3 separate regions of the Homo sapiens genome follow, and all the other regions are linked to region 1. The links are chromatin contacts, found by Hi-C or POLR2A ChIA-PET in ENCODE. All regions are on one chromosome and are shown on one strand. Each heading gives the region's core, a stretch centred on a gene start or an enhancer-like site at or near the end of the contact. The rest is flanking DNA. Distances are from core to core; before and after follow the strand shown. Region 1 holds the start of MOSPD2 (motile sperm domain containing 2). Region 2 overlaps ASB11 (ankyrin repeat and SOCS box containing 11). Region 3 has its middle 32 kb from the start of GLRA2.

Evidence for each region. A loop is a pair of places that touch in the nucleus more often than their neighbours do. ChIA-PET counts read pairs that join two places held with the same protein, here RNA polymerase II (POLR2A). Pooled maps may share reads with other maps.
Region 2: a loop to region 1 is called in a pooled map, with 10 times the contacts of the local background. The contact joins the enhancer-like site here to the promoter of MOSPD2 in region 1. A Hi-C loop is called at or near these places in 2 of 50 pooled maps. POLR2A ChIA-PET finds 5 or more read pairs at or near these places in 2 of 52 experiments (GM12878 and activated CD4-positive, alpha-beta T cell).
Region 3: a loop to region 1 is called in a map of naive thymus-derived CD4-positive, alpha-beta T cell, with 7 times the contacts of the local background. The contact joins the enhancer-like site here to the promoter of MOSPD2 in region 1. A Hi-C loop is called at or near these places in 3 of 168 maps with a recorded cell type or tissue (CD4-positive, alpha-beta memory T cell and naive thymus-derived CD4-positive, alpha-beta T cell), 1 of 37 single-sample maps with no recorded cell type and 10 of 50 pooled maps.

Annotation. Positions count from the first base shown.
Region 1 is chrX:14,872,064-14,874,771 of GRCh38, reverse strand. MOSPD2 (motile sperm domain containing 2) reads right to left here and starts at 1,351. Exons shown (of 15, transcript NM_152581.4): 1 at 1,235-1,351; 2 at 1,014-1,083. The coding sequence starts at 1,243. FANCB (FA complementation group B) reads left to right here and starts at 1,703. Exons shown (of 10, transcript NM_001018113.3): 1 at 1,703-1,786. RefSeq lists a silencer at 1,384-1,613.
Region 2 is chrX:15,300,843-15,303,550 of GRCh38, reverse strand. It overlaps ASB11 (ankyrin repeat and SOCS box containing 11), which reads left to right. Exons shown (of 7, transcript NM_080873.3): 2 at 744-823. Among named protein-coding and RNA genes, the nearest start is that of ASB11, 13 kb to the left of the region's middle. Within about 2 kb of position 1,355, at least 8 of the 41 ENCODE cell types and tissues checked have a DNase peak (open chromatin) inside an H3K27ac peak, as active enhancers do.
Region 3 is chrX:14,495,945-14,498,652 of GRCh38, reverse strand. It overlaps a transcript of GLRA2 not described here. Among named protein-coding and RNA genes, the nearest start is that of GLRA2, 32 kb to the left of the region's middle. Within about 2 kb of position 1,357, at least 3 of the 41 ENCODE cell types and tissues checked have a DNase peak (open chromatin) inside an H3K27ac peak, as active enhancers do.

The DNA of each region.
Region 1 (2,708 bases), core at 102-2,601:
TTGAAACCGATTTCCATATTTGTTCTATGTCATCAACTGATGTATAATCTAGGATGGTTTAAAGTTGCAGGGAACCTCTGCTGAGTACTAGTCAAGATGTAGAAGCTTAACTCCTTTCACAGTAACCAAAATGACAACTGAGGCAAAATATTCACTGAGAATCCACTATATTTTAAGACATGCTAGATGGTTTATGTTTTTTTAAAAAATTTAATCCTACTAACTTTATTATTTGCACTTCACAGATATGAAAACGGGCTCAGAATAGACAAGTAAGCTATGTAGTGGCAGGGTTAGGATTACAATCAATCTTAAGGTAGGCAACATATAAATCCTTATTTAATTCCATATTTACAATAAGTTATTCCGTATGTTTTACAAAATTACTGTACAAGCATTAAATATTCAGTTAAGTACCTGACAACTCAAGTATCTGTGACATCTGGACACAGAATGTTCAACCAATAAATCAATTCTGGACTCATAGGTACTTTGCAAGATACAGTTTGGGATAAGAACTTGTTCCAGCATTGGAGGGCCTATTTTGTGGGTAGCATGCTGGGTTGTATGAAAGCCAAATCAAACAAAATATCCAAGGAATTTGTATACCCAATTAAGTACACATCAATAGTATTATGGCAGTTTCCAGGTACATTTTCGCTAGTGTTGCTGGTGAAAGGCCAGCAGTGGAACCGTGGACTGGACAATGTCACCCGTGTTGTGGGCCTAACAAGTATCCTGCAAGTTCCATAAACACGAGGGCATGCTAAAAACTTAACCGATTTCCAACTTACATTAACCCTTTAAAGGGAGCATGGGACACACCACTTGACCATTTGAAGCAGTGCACACGGCTTGTCATGGAGAGGAAAACCTTTGAGACGTGCCCAGCATCATTCCTGTGAGGGTCGAAAGGGTCCCTAACACCTCCCACAAATACACTCACAAACACTCCAGCAAAGTTGGGGATGCTCACTGCACACCTTTCTTAATACCTGGAACAGAGTACCCACCTGTCACATACTCAGCTTCGAACCTCCTCCGGGTCTCAGAGATGAGCTTGGCTTTATTCTGGGCGTGATTCTGGATGGGAGACACGATGGGACCTTAGATACTACTTGCATCAACCCGCTTACCCTCAACCCAGCCCACCTGCACACGGGCGCTCGGTCCCCGGGCCTCAGAGGCGGCTTCCGGGTCCGGGGGGCCAGCGGCGGTGCAATAGGCTCCTCACCTCTGCCATGATCACCGTCGTGGATGTGATTGCGGTTGTCGCCGTCGCCCGTTCTACCGTCGCCGACCGAGTATCTCATCACCCGGCAGTCCCGCCCAGAGGTAGACAGAGAAGGGTGGGAGGGGGAGGCGGTCGCGTGACACCGGAAGGCGGACAGAAGCGCCGCCGCACCGCCCAATCCAATGCGGACGCCTGGGTCTGGAGGCGGGACCAGGCCCTCAGCCTAGGTCCCATTCGATTCTCGTCTGGCCTCGCCCCGCGACATCCCCCGCACTGCGGTCCCGCCCCCGCCAGCCGCGAGATCGCCGGCGCTTCCCCCGCGGAGCTCCGCCCTAGAGAGCTCGCGGGCTCTCTGCTTTCACAACACTCCCCAGGGCCCCGCCTCCTCAGCCTCCCTTGGCCACCTCTCCTGGCTGGCTTCTAGGCTCCGCCTCCTCTGCGTTCGACGCAGCCTCCGCCCGGCCTCCCAGGATGCAGCGCGCTGGCGGGAGGTTTGGAGCAGATGGATACCGTATCGACGTGGGGCCTCCGGTATGTTGCCGCTGCGTTGAGGTAGGATGGGGCTGGCGAGTCTTCCCTTCCCAGGACTTCGCAGAGGGGGCGATGGGGCTGGATTTCCTCCCCTTGTCCCCGCATTGCGGGAGAGAGGGAAGGAAGCGGGCATCCCGAGACCTGGGTCTGTCATTCCTTGCAATGATAATTGGATTTTAAGTGCTACATTCGCTTGAAGTTTTTTTCATCCCTTCAGTATCCTTCCAACTTGGAGTGTGAGATGCTTAATGAGCAAAATATCTCTGAAATCTTTAATCTCAAATAATTATATAAAGTTAAAAAAAGCGTGTTTCGGCTTATTAAGGTAGTTGTGTTCAGCCGGGGGGGTGGGGGGGTGTGTGTGGGGGGGGCGGTTTTACCACCCAGGGGACCTTTGGCAACCTCTGGAGACATTTTTAGTCACCACTGCTAGGGGCCGGGGGCAAAAGAGATGCTCACTGGCTACTAGTGGATAGAGACCAGGGAAGCTGCCAAACATCCTCCAGTGTACATGAAAATTCACAACAGTTATCCAGCCCAAAATGTCAATAGTGTCAAGGTTGAGAAAGATTTAGATTTAAAGGGACTGGAACAAATTTTATTCGTCAGTTAAAAACAATTGAAAGAAAATAGTTGCGCATACAATATTGCCTTTTTTAAAGTTGAAAGATACTGAAAACTACAAACAAGTTGTAAGAATAGTCCCCCATATTTCCATCAACCGTAGTCATCCATGACAGAATGGCATGTTAGCATCTTTTGTCCTAGACTTTTAAATATATTTACATTTTTTATGGGAAAAAATGAACACATTGTTTAAACGTTGTTTGACTACATCCTTAAAAGATATTTCAGATATAACTAAAGTCTCCTTCTACCTCTACTCACCTATCCTGGACACTTCCTTGTCCAGAATCAACAGCATTCAGAATTTGGCATGAAA
Region 2 (2,708 bases), core at 106-2,605, 430 kb before region 1:
ATGACATTCTGCAGTATAATAGATATGTCTTCATTATCAAATGAAGCAGATAAAATTACCTAGAGAATTTGGGGAAAAAAACATTTTCACTGATCCCTCAGAGCAAGCTTGTCCAACTCGTGGCCCAGGATGGCTGTGAATGTGGCCCAACACAAATTCATAAATTTTCGTAAAACTTACGAGATTTTTTTGTGATTTTTATTTTTTAGCTCATCAGATATTGTTAGTGTTAGTATATTTCATGTGTGGCCCAAGACAATACTCCTTCCAATGCGGCCCAGGGAAACCAAAAGATTGGACACCCCTGCCTTAGAGTCTCCTTCATAATACACAGGCTGTTGAGTCTTTGGGGTGTGGATGAAGGTGGAAGGCAGGGGAAGGATAAAAATGTGGAGGCTCATTGACTTTCTTGGCCCTTCATTTTGCCTTACATAGAGCTATCGGATTCAAGCACTGAGCACTATATTTTTGAACTAAATCTATTGCTTATTAAAATTGCCTCCCAAAAGCCAGAGAGATTGACTGTTCCTTCTCTTGGCACGCACCACCAAACCGTAAAGGACTTTAACATTCAGTAGCTTGTCTCCCTGAAAGTGGCTGACGAGAGAGCCTGATGCGTGATACCTGCTTCCCTCCTCTTCCCTCCTCTTCCCCCAAACCTCCTCTCACAGTGGGTGGGCAGCATGGACAAGTTACAGGAAGAAGTCTCCAGGCCTTGACTTTGAGCTTGATTTGTGTTTCAGATTGCTGGGCTGATCGATCCCCACTTCATGAAGCTGCAGCTCAGGGGCGCTTACTGGCCCTTAAAACTTTAATTGCACAAGTAAGTGAACTGAAGACTTGATCCTTCATGCTTATGCTATAATTACACATCATTCTTTATTAGCTTTGGCTGTAGCAGAGGTGTGGCTCACCCTATCCAGGTCCCACCATTGCCATTCGAGGCACGTATGTCCTCTCATACCTCACTGCCTCTCCTCCTCCTGCCTCTCCTTTCCTGGAGAGCTCCTTCATTTTCAGCCCAGTTCCCTCCTTTTCCTCTGGGCCTTCCTTTACCTCATAAGAAGTTTCCCTATGAGGAATGATAGAGAATGCTCTCAAATGTTTGTTGCACTAACTCACCTCATGCTCTTCCAGCATGCATTAGCACCAGCAGTCCTGAAGCTAAGTTAGTCAGCTATTGCTGCCTAAAAAATGACCTCAAAGCATAATGGCTGAAAACAACAGAAACTTGGATTTTCATGGTTTCTGTGGGCCAGGGAGCAGCTTAGCTAGGTGATTCTGGCTCTGGGTCTCTCACAGGCTGCCACGTGTCAGCCAGGGCTGCAGTCATCTCATGGCTCAAGGCGGGCAGGATCTGCTTTCAAACTCACTCACGTGGTTGTTGGGAAACCTCAATTCCTTGCCACATGAGCCTCTCCACAGGGCTGTGTCATGAGATGGCAGCTGGCTTCTCTCAGAGAGAGTGCAAGAGGTACCTAAGAAGGAAGTCACAGTTGTTTTATAACCTCATCTCCGAAGTGACATTCTGTCACTTCTGCCATATTCTACTCATTAGGTGTGAGTCAACAAGTCCAGCCCACACTCAAGGGGCAGGGATTATACAAGGGAGGCAATACCTGGATTCCAGGATTACTGGGTGCTATCTTAGAGGCTGCCTATCCCAATGATACACTATTTTAAGAACAAGCATTAAAATAGGTTGACAATGGGTAAATCTGACTCCCCAGGGAACATTTATTGAAGTCTTAGTTATGAAGGCTACTTTATTTATATTTATGACTACATCCCCAGCACCTTGAAAAATGAGTAGGGGCCTGGTAAGTATTTGTGAAATGAATGAATGAAAGTGTGCAGGCTCCATTTGCTTTGTATGTTTTAGGGTCTACATTTATACAGAGGAGGTAAGCCATCATGTCTTTCTTCCACAACTAGGCAATCATCTGGCTTTCTTGCTACTTTGAATTTAAACCACTGGGTGCACTGCTCTCTCTCTCTCTTTTTCTTTCTCTCTCTCTCTCTGTCTCTCTCTCTCTGTCTGTGTGTGCATGTGTATGTATTTTTCATTTATTTGTTTTTTGATTTCTCCTTTATGAGTTGTGTTACTTCTTAAAAAGTAGAGGTAAATGGAAATCAGCACTGCCAGCAATGATCAAATGAACTTTGTACCTGATTTTATCACTTGCTTATTTATTTTTAAGTACTTTAAATTGGATGTGATTTGATTATTTTTAATAGGTAATATATTCACATAGTTCAAAAATTACAATTATTTAAAAAGGTGGACTGGCCGGATGTGGTGGCTCACGCCTGTAATCCTAGCACTTTAGGAGGCCAAGGTGGGTGGATCACCTGAGGTCAGGAGTTCGAGACCAGCCTGGGCAACATGGTGAAACCCCATCTGTACTAAAAGTACAAAAATTAGCCAGGCGTGGTGGTGGGCGCCTATAATCCCAGCTACTTGGGAGGCTGAGGCAGGAAAATCGTTTGAACCTGGCGGGGTGGAGGTTGCAGTGAACCGAGATCGCGTCACTTCACTCCAGCCTGGGTGAAAGAGTGAAACTCTGTCTCAATAAAATAAATAAATAAATAAAATTAAAAAGGTGCACAATGAAACGTCTTGCACCCACCTCTTCTCTCTCAGTCTCCCACCCACCTCTTCTCTCTCAGTCTCCCACCTCAATACTTTCATTGGTATATTTTTAATA
Region 3 (2,708 bases), core at 108-2,607, 380 kb after region 1:
ATATGTTTCAAAAATAACTAGAAGAGAATAATTCAATTTTTTCTATCATAAAGAAAAGTATTTAAGGTGACAGATATCCCAATTGCACTGATTTGATCTGTACAAATTATACAAATATATTAAATTACCTCATGTGCCCTCAAAATATGTATATTATATATAAAAAAATTTAAAAATAAAAATGTCAATGACCTAGGGGGGAAAATACTTTCTATCAAGGGGTATAGTTTGTCAATACATTTATTCAGATCTCATTTTATGTCCTTCAATAAAATTTATAGCTCTTTTAAATAAATGTTACATTTTCCTTGTTAAATTGTTTCTATGTAATTTGTAGTTTTTATTTTATTGTTAATGAGGTGTATGGTTGTGTTTTCCATTTCTATTTCTATCTGGTTTCTATGAGTAAATCAGTTGGTTTTTAAAATATTTTTCCTGGTAACCAGCACCTTACCAAATTATTTTACTTCTAGTCACATAATTTTCTTTTAATTGAGCCTGTTGGTTTTTTTTTTGTTTTTTTAGGTAACCATGGAATTATTTGCAAATCAGTGTGATATGACTATCTTCCAATATTTACATAACTTCTTTACTTTTTAAAGAATTCTCAAGAACTCTGAAGAAATGAAAATAACATCTCTTCCTTTAAAGAGCATAAGCTATTGGCCAGTGTTCACTATATATTAGAGTTGTAATTGTGATGGCAGGTACTTTACTTGTGATGCATAATCCATCTTGCTGTCTGTTCTATTCCAGGATGATATTTCTGGGTTAGAGTACCTCCTTAAGCAGAGCCACATGGAAACAGGATTTTTAAGGGACACATTTTGAGTTGGTCTGCCTAGCTGTGAGATAGATGGGAGGGGGTGGGGCAAAGTGTATCTTAGAGGCCAATTGTCCCACAGGTTTTCAAATAAATGGCAACATTTTTTAAAACTAAGAAAAATTGAGCTTTTGCCTTTTAAAATCTGGTTCAAATGTCCCCTTATGAAACAGAACGAAGTGAAAATGCTCCCAGCAACATGTCATGTGTCTGGATGGGAAGTGGAGGCTCAGCCTGCCACTCTCTCACTATGTCTCCAAGGACTGTGCTGTGGTTTGTGACTCAGCTATTGTTTGCAAAGCCCAGGACCACCACATTTTGTACCCTTCTCTGTCTTCAAGGAGAAAACCCACTTCATATAACCAAGCCCACATGGATCCTCACACTGAGAATTATAAAAGACTGCACCGAGCTGTTTTCTTCCTGTTACTCTTATGATAAATTCCTTTCTGAGCTTTAGAAATAAGTAGCTGGGGAAATTTGTTCCCTCTACTTTCACTTTTGCTTTCTCGTTTTGAAATCATCATGAAAGCTTACAGAAGCTAACATCAAGTTGCCCTGGTTATCAGACGATTTCTCTTCTCTATCTTGACCCCTCATCAACCACTTTACATCATCTTTCCATGTGATACAACTATTTATTTGAGTGCCTTGGGCTCTAAGCTCTGTAGAGCAAGCAGCCTATACTTTATTTTTCCTCTTCTGTGTTCTAAGACACTTGTAATAATTATCAGCCTAAAATTAACCCAAATATCAGACGCATGGTGTTTGGTAGCCCTTCAAAGCTTTTTTGTTTTTTTCCTGGCCAATCTCAGGTACAATGGTTTGGTATTAGACTAAATTTAACATGTGTACAATGAAAAGATTTTGCTTCATTTTTCTAGGACTTTGATGCTCTGGTATTTTGAACCACCTAGGCTGTGATCACTCAAGTTGCCTAGTAACCAGCTGAAGGCCAGCACCAGAGTGAAACCAAGAGAAGCCACATTCCTTAATAAAGACAGCAACAGCTGGGGAACCAGCAGGTCTAGGTTCACGGTTGAGCTGGATCCTTACTCCTTTGAGGATGTGACTGACATGTCTTTTATTAAACTGCTTAAATCCTCCATCTGTAAAATGGGCCTGACGTTTGACAGCAAGTACCTCCTGCACATATTGTGAGGATTAATGAAGAATCTAGAAAACAGTTTGAACCTTTCAGAATAAAAGCACTTGGAAAACATGTTGGATTTACAATAATTTAGTGCTAGCATTAAGATAATGTTGGAAAGCAGGGTCAGCTAAATCACTGATTTCCAAGATTTAAAGACAACTACAGTAATAACAGTCTTTCCACTTGCCTTATAGTTAATTGTGTTTATATAATTATCTCAAGGACAGAAAGTGGTGATAAATGCATTGAAAATGGAGAAAAACGTATTATGGTATTAAAAAACAATCTGAGTTACCATATCTGAGATCAACCCACATATGTGCGGATTTACTCAGTACTAATTCAGCTAATCTTTCTTAGAGATGACTGTCAATTCTAGAAGAACTCAAGATACAAGGTAAGACCATTAGCTTGGTGTATAGTCTGATGAACAGCATATAAAAATGGCTTTGTTTGGGAAACAGTCCCTCTATGTCAATATGGAATTCTGGGCTCATCTGAGCCAACACACTTACCTAGGATTCAAGTTCCTTCCCCTCACCTACAATCTATGCATTCTTTTTTTCTTGTCATTACCCCATGTAGACTTTGCATTTCGCCCATGCTAAAATATTTCATCTCCCTTTCACCCCAAACACAATGAACTCTCCTTAGCTAGAAATGTCAGCTCACAAGCTTCTGTCTTAGAACAATTTTTTTCCACAATTCTCTTGGATTATCTGAAACAAAACT